2 separate regions of the Homo sapiens genome follow, and region 2 is linked to region 1. Evidence: chromatin contacts called from ENCODE Hi-C data. All regions are on one chromosome and are shown on one strand. The core of a region is the stretch at or near the end of the contact, and the rest is flanking DNA. Distances in the headings are between cores, read along the strand shown.

Region 1 (6,618 bases), core at 2,136-4,635:
AGAGAAAACTTAAAAAAACGTATTTATTAAAAGCCTAAGAAACCTAACTATATATCCCAAACATTATGCTAAGCACTTTCAAAAATATTATTAATAAATGCATTTATGGGCTGGGCACAGTGGCTCACGCCTGTAATCCCAGCACTTTGGGAGGCTGAAGTGGGAGGATCACTTGAACCTAGGAGTAAGACCAGTCTGGGCAACATGGCAAAACCGTGTCTCTATAAAACACACACACACACACACACACACACACACACACAAATTAACTGAGCATAGTGGCACATGCCTGTAGTCCCAGCTACTCATCAGGAGGCTGAGGCAGGAGGATCACTTGAGCCTCAGGAGGTCGAGGCTATAGTGAGTCGTGATTCTACCACTGCACTCTAGCCTAGGCAACAGAGCAAGATTCCGTCTCAAAAAAATAAAATGCATTTATGACTTGTTTTCTGATGCAATACTACAAACTAACTTAAAAATTACTAAACCAAGCATTTTAATTTTCAAATTATGCCGTGTTAAAGAGGATCTTCCCTTACAAAAAAAAAATACTAATTCTGTTTTTTTATATTTGAGTAGTCATTCGAAGTGATAAAACTATTAGTTTGTTTCCTTTATCTTTTGTTCTAACCAAATGATACAGAGAGAAAGGCACTAGATGTGCTATTTTGTGGCTTAAATTCATACTAAGTTTGCTTTATACCAGGGCATCCTTTAGCTGAAGCTTCATGTAAGACCAAAGGCCACAAAGTTCTAGATATCCAAAACTCTAAGATTCTGGGGTGTCTAAATACTGCTTTGGGGACATCCTAGTGCATGGTTATTTGGAGTTGGCAAGACAAACACTCCATTCTTCCTTCCATGAAGCCGAAGTTGCTCCAGACCACTCCATGGTCTCTAATTCCACCTGCCACCACCCATGCTGTCCTAGGGAAGGCCAGCATACTATAGGGCTACTTAGTCCTGGAGACCACCAAGGTTATTCTGAACCCAAGAGTGGGCCTTCAAATTCACAGGGATCTTTGGAGAGTAGCAATGATGACCGAAATGCTTGTAATGGGTTACTTTCATTTAAAAAACATTTGGACTACAATTTTATATTACCTTATAATAAAAAAGAAATGTAACTACCTGTACCTTTTCAGCCTTTCCCAAATATAAAAGAATATAAGGAAAAATGTCTCTGGATGGGTCTCCACAAGAAAAGCAAATATATTTTCTGGCAGAGGGAAGGGAAAATGAGTTCTGTGATCTGGTTTCAATATTCCTCAATAGGCAGCAATGGGCAAGACAAAGCATGGCTCTGAGCAGCCTTATCACAGAAACGTAGAGCTGACCCCCACAAGCTGCACTGAAGCAGCAGCATCTCCAGCCGGCCCTGGGCCAGCTGAAATCCGGCTAATGGACGGAGTTGTTCCCAACTTTCCCAGTGTGTCATATTCTCTATGGTTACAATAAACCCGGGGGATTTCCAAAATTAGCACTCATTCATTGAGCCAGGAAGAAGAAAACCATCCTGTTTCAGTAATTTAGATCTCTAACTGGTTTTTTGGGGGCAATTCATTTGGAGGATATAAAATCAACTGGGTTCTTGAGAGAAAGGGCCAAGGTTCTAGCAAATTAAGTCTGTCTTACCCCTCAAAACTTAACTCTGCTCCACCTGCTTCTTGTGTGTTAAAATAAAAGTACTGCAAGCAGTGTCTGCATAAACCAGGCTATCCCCGAAAGGTACAACGTGCTCAATGGTGCTAAGGTGGAAATCAGATGGAGTCAAACAGAACCACATGCTCACTGTGCAGGACTGAGTGGAATGGTCATACTATTCAAAAGTCTTTCTCCTCTGCACTGTCAACTTTTTGCTTGCTAAACTGAATTCAGTCAATTAAACTATAAGCAAATGTCCTATTATAGACAAATTCGGCTCTAGGGGTCACACTGTCATGGTTTGCAAGAACACTATTCAGACTAGCAGGGTTATAAGTAAGGATTAAAATGGATCAGGTTCACATTTCCATGTGAGACACGTTTGTATTTTACAAGGCCAAGGACTGAGAGGTGAAAATAATGCTTCTCCTATTCCTCCCTTGACAGTGAATCCTGTTGTCTGCTTTACTCAGAACACAGTTGGTGTGTTTAAGAGTCTGCTTGTTCCCATTGTACAAAGGGAAGAGAATGTAATATGTTGGAGACATATACCAAGGGAACAGTTAGGGAGGAAAGAACATGAGATGCTTCTAATCCTTATCTGGAGGATGTTGATAGAGTCTTCCCAGAAAAGAACAGAAAAGGAAACATTGCTGCTACAAAAAGCCAGACATGCTTATTACCGTGGTGTAAGACTTACGGAGAGGACTTTGGATAATGAAATATGAGGAGTGAAAGGCCCTTTGTTTTCCGCTAACTCAGGAATGTCCATATGGGACAGAGATTGGCCCAACTCAGTGAAGGGCTGTGCTGCTCACAACTGTCTCAGGATCGACCTGACAGCTAGTCCCCTGTTCAAGAAATCTAAATCATCTTCTTAGTTAAACACAAATGAGTCAGAGGCTAAATAATAGGATCCTGTCCCTAACAGTGAGATAAACAGTGCAGCAAGGCTGTATTAGTTGTAAGGTGTATCAGAACTGCACCAGGGGCCGGGAGCAGTGGCTCATGCCTGTAATCCTAGCACTTTGGGAAGGCAAGGTGGGCAGATCACCTGAGGTCAGGAGTTCAAGGCCAGCCTGGACAATGCGGTGAAACCCCATCTCCACTAAAAATACAAAAATTAGCCGTGTGTAGTGGCACGTGCCTGTAATCCCAGCTACTAGGGAGGCTGAGGCAGGAGAATCACTTGAACCAGGAGGTGGAGGTTGCAGTGAGCCAAGATCATGCCACTGCACTCCAGCCTGGGCAACAAAGTGAGACTTCGTCTCAAAAAAAAAAAAAAAAAAGAACTGCACCAGGGACTGTGCGTGCTAAACAAGCACGTTACCAAAAACAACAAATGTCCACTGAGCACTTTATATGTATTAATTTGTTTCATCCTCCTGACAACCCTATGAGGTAGGTACTATTTTCCTCCTCGTTTTACATATGGAGGAGCTGAGGCACCAAGTCTTAAGTCATGTAGCAGATAAATGACAGAGTGAGGACATATGCCCTGCCTTTCTGGTTTACGAATTACTCTGAACACTATATTGCTTCTCTCAAATAAAAATGACTAACAATCTAACGTGTACTGAGCAGTTGGGTAGACCAGGCCCTCTTCTAACCATGCTACATGATTACCTCCCTTACTACCCACAATAACCCTATGAAGACATGGAGGCAGAAAGAAGTTCAGTAAGTAGGCCAGGAAGTGGTCACTGCAGGATGTGAAGTGAGGTCATCCAGCTCCAGAGCCCTTATTCTTAGCCACAGCAGCACACTGCTGCCTGCATCTGGCTTAATCCCCACAACAATTATGAGGGAGCTTTTAACACCTTTTTGCAGGTGAAGGAAACCAAAGCTCAGCAGCCAGTATGGGGAAGACATTGAGTTAGGGCACAAACTCAGCTCCTCCAAGTTGTAAGTCTGCAGAGCTTAAGAGTCTGTGTTTTTGACCATGACATATTAATAACTTACCAGAGGGCCATGAACCCCAGAAACTGATGGGAACCTTGTCCCAAAGGCAACTAAGGACCCTAGGGTCAAGCATGAGGCAACCGATAACATCAAGGCCTCTCCCCATTGCAGCCACGGTTCTTACAAGAGAAACTTTCCTCAAAGTGTCTATCTGTTATTTCCCTCGGAATGACAATGAAGCAGCCCCAAAATTGTACACCCCAATTCTCTGCCCTCAACATCTCCAACAATAGTTAAACCATCTGCACTTACACTTTAAATGCCGGGAGGTAGGAGTATATAGAGATGCTGCTTAGGTTATAAATAAACGGCAGGTGTTTTCTGATATCTGTTGTTGCCCAGCTGCTAAAAAATGTGTTCAGTATGCCTTGGTCCCCACCTAAAAGAAAAAAATATATAAATTAGTTAACAGATCTCTAGACAGTTTAATAATTTTATAGGAGCACATAACTGGACCTTTAAAAATAGACACTAATTCCATTTTTTTTTTTTTTTTGAGACGGAGTCTCGCTCTGTCACCCAAGCTGGAGTGCAGTGGCACGATCTCAGCTCACTGCAACCTCTGCCTCCTGGGTTCAAGCAATTCTCCTGTCTAAGCCTCCCGAGTAGCTGGGACTACAGGTGCATGCCACCACGTCAGGCAATTTTTTGTTATTTTTAGTAGAGATGGGGTTTCACCGTGTTGGCCAGGCTGGACTCGAACCCCTGATCTCAAGTGATACACCTGCCTTGGCCTCCCAAAGTGCAAGGACTACCAACGTGAGCCATCACGCCCGGCCCTCATTTTTGAGTTAAGTTCCTTGACACACCAATTAAAAACATTTTAAGGAGTGGCCATTTCCCTGATTTAACTCATTAATTCGACAAATATCTATTGAGCAGCTACTATGTACCAGATACTGTACTAGGCATTGCAGAGTCAACAGTGCACAAAGAGATATGGTCACTGTCTTCACAAGGGTCAGGTGGGAGACACCAACAGCAGCAAATCAAATCAACAAACATCACACAGATGGAGATGAATGCAGTGAAGGAATGTACGTGGCACTACAGGCACACGTGGAAGTGGCTTGAGCTACATCTGATGGGCGAAGGAAGGCTTCCACAAGGAAGTTGTGTTTAAACCAATATCTGAGGGGTGCACAGGCATACCTGAAAAATGCCGATGGGGGAAAGACGGGGGACCGTGTCCCAGGCAGAACAAAAATAGTGCACACCACCGACCTGTGGCGGGCAGGAGCATGAGGCTATGGATAGAAGGCCTGGAAGGTGGCCTGAGTAAGTGGACTCGGCGGGAATGAGTTGCATGGCACCAGGTGAGTCTCAGAGAAGGCGGCAGGGACCAGACCACATAGGGATCAGGTTGTACACTTTATTTCCAGTTAAAGATTTCAGACTTTCCCCTGAGTATAACAGGACAAAAAGAATCAAAAAGTAAAAGAGAGCAAACTGGAACAATGGAATTGTTTTCCAGGGCCCACAACTGTTGGCTTATCAACAGAGGGCCCAGAAGGCCACATTACCCCTATGGTGCACTCTCCCACCACTGACCAAAAGTCTCTGGGCAGATCCTGCTCAGTCACCACTGTGGCCAGCGTCAGCTACAATGATACAGCAAAGTGTCTGCTCAGCCCTTGGGGCTCCTGGACTTCATATCTTCCTCAGAAAGCGGGGATCATGGCCATTCATTCAAAAGAAATAAAAACAATACAAGACACATTCTTCCATATATTTCATGTGCTTTCTATTTTAGACTCATGAGATTTCAGAAAACACACTCAGAACCAGAGTCTCCCAAGCAGCAGAACAGGAGTTCACGATGTGTGTGCATGTGCATGAGTGCATATGTGCGAGTGTGTATGGGGATGGCAGGCAGGCAGACACCTGCTCTAAGCATCAGGCAGGAATACTGCATAGTCACTCCTCTCCTCAGTCTCCTTTGCCAAAAAATCCAGGTCGTTTCTCAACATACAGCAAGTCCAGTCGGCTGTCGTTACTATTCAATTTTCCTTACTTTTCAAGGAGACTTTAAAAATCTAGAGATCTATTTAATTTTTGGAGTTAAGTAGTAAGATCAGGACTTTAGGTTTAAAGTCCAAGTGTACCTTATCCACCCTCTGCGTATTCTATCCTTTCCAAATACCTTCAATCAACTCTAAGAATCAAAGGCGTTCACTTATTGTCTTGAGGAAACCCCTCCTTAAACAGCACCCCTGACAGGTCTCTGTTCCTCAAAGGACGAACAACAGAAAATCAGTTTCACTCTTATAAGTTCTAAAGGACAATAAAGATGGCAACAGAATATGCTTCACTGTTATAAAAATGCAATGGACTCAATGTTTAGATACCCCAAAATTCCTACATTGAAATCCTAACCCCAAAGTTGATGGTATCTGGAGTGGGGTCTTTGGAAGGTGATTAGGTCATGAGGGCTCTGCCCTCATGCATAGGATTTGTGCTCTTATAAAAGAGGCCCAAGTGAGGTCCCTCACCTCTTCTGCCACATGCAGCAGTTATAACAAAAAAACAAAAATAAAAAAGCTGTCTATGACCCAGGAAGTGGGCCCTCTCCAGCCACTGAATCTGCTGGCACCTTAATCTTGGAATTCCCAGCCTCTAGAACTGTGAGAAATATATTTCTGTTGTTTATAAGCCATTTAATCTATGATATTTCATTATAGCAGCCTGAATAGGCTAAGACAAAGGACAGATATGAGAACCAAAGACAATTTTAGCTAATAGGCAAATTAATGTATTCTGAGGCACAAACTATCAAAGCCAAAACATCATGCCATTCATTAAAGGCTTATTTTGGATTCTACAAAGATACCCAAATGTGGGACTAGACACTAATGGCTGAGGTACAGAGGCCTGAAGTCTTAACTAATTTCCTTTTACACATAATCATCAAAATACTGCCAATCGGTTCCATGGGAACAGAAAAAAAGGCTAAGGAAATGTTCACAGCAGCTTTGTTCATAATGGTACAAACTGAAAACAGCTCAAATGTCA
Region 2 (5,870 bases), core at 874-3,373, 210 kb before region 1:
ATGGTTGGTTGGTACAATTTGCTGAAACAAGTGACTCTGGGCATGGTTACGGTGCTCTGATCAACATCTTTCCATGCACAAGATTGGGGCTGAGTTTGAGCACTGAGTGAAAAATGAAAAGCAAATGGCTGAGACAGTTGCTGGTTCACATCGTGGCTTCATGCCAATTAGAAAAAGAACTGTCCCCCTTCTCCATGCCCTGGGGAGGATAAACGGCTGAAAAATGCCCCCCGTCTGTGTGGACCATTAGGGGAAAAGCAGCTTCTTGCAAGGCACAGGGTATGGCCGGTGGCATCTGAGCAAGATTTTAGTCCTTCGTCAGTCCTCTCAGTGGACATGACGGCACAATTGTTCAAGGCAGTCCTAGAAGGAGGCCTTGGGGCATCCTGGGCAACATGATTCAGTTTTCTGTACCAAGCCATTTAGTTAAGATTATTACCAGCTGGTGAGAGAAGCTCCTCCACTGTCTGCCTTAACATAGGTCATTTCAATTAACCTGAGATTTTCAGATGAGGAAACTGAAGCTGGGCTGAAGTATCTTACTTGAGGTCATTTGGTAGCATCAGATTTTTCCCTAGCACTCCTTATTCTCCTTCTCTGCTTTATTTTTCTCCATAGCATTCACCACTAATATTGTGTATTTCATTTTTCATTTTTATATTTTCAGTTTCCCCAAGTAGAATGTAAGTTGCATGATGGTAGGTGTTTTGTTCTCTGCGGTATTCCCAGTGAGTAGAACAGAACTTGGCACAGACTGCTGTATTCCCAGTGAGTAGAACAGAACTTGGCTCATTCAATAATATTTCCTAAATGAAGGAATTGTTCAAATATCGCATGCTTTCTTCTATACCAATCTATTTCAACAAGTGGCCTTCAGCAAATACACAACGTTTTGAGGTATTTGAGAGAAAAAAAATTATACTAACACAAAGTGTCAACTGTTATCAGGATTTTCTTCAGCTAAAAAAAAAAGCCATTTCATACTTTTAGACATATACTTCCTGACTAAAAACAGGGTTTTAAGAAAAAGTCTTCCACCTTAAAATTCATATCCACTTCAAAGAGAAAAATTTCAGTCTAATGATAAACTGGGGTACTTTCTATTTACTAAGACTAATCTTTGCCTCTGAAGACAGGTTTAGTTATGGTTTGTTTATTTGATGATTAAAACAAAGTTATTAGCCCCTGTTAGGCTCTGCTAGTTATTTGCATATAGCAATACAGAATGATCTGGTAAAGTTTTTATGCAGATTTGGTCCAAGCTCATAAAACAGATAAATTCTTCCAAATTAAATTCTTATTTTTGTTTACTTAAATTTGGCATGCTAGATATCATGTTTCATATCATAAAGCTGCAATTAATCATTTGTTAGACTTTTAGAAATAGTCATGCACCACATAATAATGTTTGAGTAAATGACAAACTGCATATGTGATGGTGGTCCCATAAGATTATAATAACATATTTTTACTGTACATTTTCTATGTTTGCATATGTATAGATACAGAAATATCATTGTGTTACAATTGTCTATAGCATTCAGCATAGTTATAGACTGTACAGGTTTGTAGCCTAGGAGCAATAGGTATACCATATAGCCTACCTAGATGTATAGTAGGCTATATCATATAAGTCTGTGTAAGTACACTCTGTGATAGTCACACAATGACAAAATAGCCTAACAATGCATTTCTCAGAACGTATCCCTGTCATTAAGAATGACTGTAGTAAAAAGCTACATGTTTTGATTCATTTTACATAATTCTTATCCTGATTTACTAAAAGTGCACTGTTTGCAGGACACTGTGCTGTGACATATTGTCAGAGGAACAAAGGGAGCATTTAGACACGTTCTCTGCCCTCCTGGAATTTACACAATGAATGGAAAAAGGCACAGAGTTATGCACACCCTAATGCCTCCAACAATAACTGTTGACTTTTTATTTTCAGTCAGAGAAGCCTGGCAACCAAGAACTGTTTTTTTGGTGGTTTACGAGAACTTAACTGAATTGGAAAATATTTGCTTTAATGAAACAATTTACTCTTGTGCAACACTAAATTGTGTCAATCAAGCAAATAAGGAAGAAAGTCTTATTTATAAAATTGCCTGCTCCTGATTTTACTTCATTTCTTCTCAGGCTCCAAGAAGGGGAAAAAAATGAAGATTTTGATACTTGGTATTTTTCTGTTTTTATGTAGTACCCCAGCCTGGGCGAAAGAAAAGCATTATTACATTGGAATTATTGAAACGACTTGGGATTATGCCTCTGACCATGGGGAAAAGAAACTTATTTCTGTTGACACGTAAGTCACTATTTTTATTGTTTATAGACCAAAATTTTAAGTTATTTTTAAAGGATAGAGCCAATAAGATGAAATATTTTTAAAATTTCTTATATACAGAAACTGCAAAATGTGGGCTTGAAACCCAAGACACTTGAATCAATCTCCTTTATATTCCTGTATATTTTTTATTTGGTGGACTACCCTGCTTCTTTCCTGTTGTTCCTGGGGATCTGTGTTCACATCTTACTACCTCCCATGGTCGTAACTGCATCTCCGATTAGGAATCTGTCTTTTTATGTGTTTATGCAGAAGTTCTTTCATTTAAACAATTACTGTATACAATGTTATGTTTATTGCACCATTTAATGGTTATTCATGATAGGCATAAAATTTTTTTATATCTTTCAAAACATCACTTATAGAAATAAAATACAATTTTAGCAAATAAGATCCTGCCTGATATTTATTGAGAGACTCCAGACAGTTAAGTAGGTTAATCTTTCACAGCTTCAGGGTCCTAATTTGTAAAATGAGGATAATAAGCATAGCTCATAGGGTTATTTAAAGAGCGGGTGCATGTAAAGCTCTTAGTACAATGCTTGGCACATATGTGCATAAAAAAATGTCAGGTACTTATTAGGATGGTCCTCAAAAAGCTCCATGTAACTTAAATGTCTTCATTTTTCAGTTGGAAAATCCCCTTATTGAAAGCAATATTCACTACACAGTAAAACAAAAAGTTTAGTTCTCCTTGAAGTTTTTTGTACAGAAGTTTATCTATACTGAGGTCTTCACTTTTAATGATGTTAATTAAACATTAACCACCAAATGGGAACTTGGAATTCAAAATCAATATTCACTACATTAAAATGTATTTCAGTGGTAATAAAACACAAACAAGCCCAATGACCATCAGCTGCCAAGATTATATCTTTAAAAAACAGCTAAATAAGGATGCCGAAGTTTGTAATTATTGAATCTTATTGATGAGTATATACTATTTTCTTTAACATTATGTAAAGTTGAAATTTTTCACCATAAAAATAAATACATAACAGATACTAATATCCAATTATTATATTATGAATTTAATAATATACAATAAAGAAAGTTTCTGACCTGAAGATAAGTGGTTGTAAATAAAACTAATACATCTTGTAATTATTTCTTTTTTAACCTGGTTTTAAGGTGGTATTATCTTCTAAGGAATATGACATATTTTTACAGCTTCACCAGAAACATTATTTTGCATGGATTCAGTATTTTCTTGATTAAATATAATATAAATTATATGTGGTTTTTATTTCCAAGGAAAAAGTCAGACACATTAAAAAAATAAAAATACTATCCTTCTCTATGCCCCCACTCACCACCACTCTGCCATTGTTCGTGATCAAAAATCAAATCAGCTTTATCAGGCATAAACTAAGTGCAAGACATTGCCCTGAATATGCTTCAAAAAAAAATCTTTAATTCTAAAAATCAGGGAGTAGAAGAGTGAAGGAGTTTGTTTAGAATTTGGTGAATGGGGGCGGAGGAAATTCCTTTGTTTTTAATTACTCCTGTGGCCTGTCTGTGCCAGGGAAGCTACCCAATGAGTATAAGCCTGTTTACCCCATTGTGACTATATTAGTCTCTTCTTATGCTGCTAATAGAGACATACTCAAGACTGAGTAATTTATAAAGAAAAAGAGGTTTAATGGACTCACAGTTCCACATGACTGGGGAGGCCTCACAATCATGGTGGAAGGCAAAGGAGGAGCAAAGGCATGTCTTACATTGCAAACTTTCCCATACCTTCCTGTCATCTGAGCCCTCCAAGTCTCTAGGAAGTTCCAAACTTTCCCACATCTTGCTATCTTCTTCTGAGCCCTCCAAACTATTCCAGCCTCTGCCTGCTACCCAATTCCAAAGTCACTTTCACATTTTTGGGTACCTTTACAGTAGTGCCCCACTCCAGGTACCAATTTACTGTATTAGTCTGTTCTTACACTGCTAATAAAGACATACTCAAGACTGGGTAATTTATAAAGAAAAAGAGGTTTAATGAACTTACAGTTCCACATGGCTGGGAAGGCCTCACAATCATGGCAGAAGGCAAAGGAGGAGCAAAGGCACGTCTTACATGGCAGCAGCCAAGAAAGAGCTTGTGCAGGGGAACTCTCATTTATAAAACCATCAGATCTCATGAGACTTATTCACTACCATGAGAACAATATGGGGGAAACCACATCCATGATTCAGTTACCTCCACCTGGCCCCCTCCCTTGACATGTGGGGATTATTACAATTCAAGGTGAGATTTGGGTGGGGACACAGCCAAACCATATCAGTTACTTAAAAAGTATACTTAATAGAGATACTTAAGGCTCCTTAAAAGGAAAAATGGAGCATCTTCTAGTTGCAAAGTCCACCTCTCTTTTTGTTATTGTCCTGTGACTTTAACATCTCCTCTGGCTTCAACAATATGCTACAGTTTTGCAAACTCTAGGTGGGACTGCTTTCTCTGTGATTTTTTTCCCCCATATATCTTACCAGTGAATTTTGAATACAGCTTCAGCAATTTTGCCAATACTATGCTAAACTTTTTGCATAGATGTGTGCAGATAGCAACCTTTTGGTCCCTTCTTTGTCCCAGATTTGCAGCATGTTTAGCCCAGTCAGTGAAGGATGATGGAGTATCACAAGACATGGTTGGCACTTCTTATCGTATGATGACTAAAAAGGAGTGGAAATAAATGGGCTGAAGAATAAGATGTGAAAGAGTGTAATATGAATTTTAGGTAAAGAATCGAGTTTAAGCTGAATGTTGATCTTGAAGGTCTGGGATGATGAACAGGAAAATATGCATTGAGAGTACTAGTATATGCATATGCAAGTACTAGTGCTTGGTCACTAGTACCTAGAATATAGGAGACACTAAATAAATATTTCTGAATAAGTTTAAATGAGTAAATAAAAGATACATAGGAAGATAGGAAAAATCATAGACTGTATTGTAAAAACTTTTCCTTGCTCCTCATGTGGAGAGATTCATGCTATAGAACAAATCAGGTAACAGAATAAGATAGAAAAGTCACCTGAGGGGATTATATGCAGGGTTAGTGCAACTGAAAACACTGGCAGATATTAAAAGAGAAAAATGTATAGGTTTTGGGGGGGACTAAAAAAATAAAGTTTACTTCTCTGGTATTAATGCCAATAATATTTATTTCTAAAAGAGTGAAGTGGAAAATAATTTCCTTATACTCAGTACTGCTATTTACTTGGGTCAGTGCCTTATCTGTCACTTCAACACATCAGTAAGTAGTTAAAGACTTTATAAGAGATAATTCCTGATCCTAAGTTATATATATTCAAATTAAAATAAATGACATACATATAAAAACAATTAGTAAACACAATAGTGTGTTCTGGGTCCATAGTAGGCATTAGTTAATTATTTACTGAATTAATTGACTATATAATAGCAAAAATTATAGTAATTCTCTTATCTTCAGATTACTTTTTTTTCTGATGACCTCTAGGAAGCTGGAAATAAGTGAAAATTTTTTTAAGTATACGAACGGCCATCACAAAACTC

Evidence for each region. A loop is a pair of places that touch in the nucleus more often than their neighbours do. Pooled maps may share reads with other maps.
Region 2: a loop to region 1 is called in a map of HepG2, with 2.1 times the contacts of the local background. The contact joins the promoter of CP here to the enhancer-like site in region 1. A Hi-C loop is called at or near these places in 1 of 168 maps with a recorded cell type or tissue (HepG2) and 1 of 50 pooled maps.

Annotation. Positions count from the first base shown.
Region 1 is chr3:149,006,643-149,013,260 of GRCh38, reverse strand. It overlaps GYG1 (glycogenin 1), which reads right to left. Exons shown (of 8, transcript NM_004130.4): 5 at 3,859-3,985. Among named protein-coding and RNA genes, the nearest start is that of GYG1, 18 kb to the right of the region's middle. RefSeq lists an enhancer at 4,353-4,853. Within about 2 kb of position 3,385, at least 6 of the 41 ENCODE cell types and tissues checked have a DNase peak (open chromatin) inside an H3K27ac peak, as active enhancers do.
Region 2 is chr3:149,218,082-149,223,951 of GRCh38, reverse strand. It overlaps CP (ceruloplasmin), which reads left to right and starts at 2,123. Exons shown (of 19, transcript NM_000096.4): 1 at 2,123-2,305. The coding sequence starts at 2,160. It overlaps LOC101927942 (a long non-coding RNA gene), which reads right to left and starts at 82. Exons shown (of 4, transcript XR_241588.4): 1 at 1-82.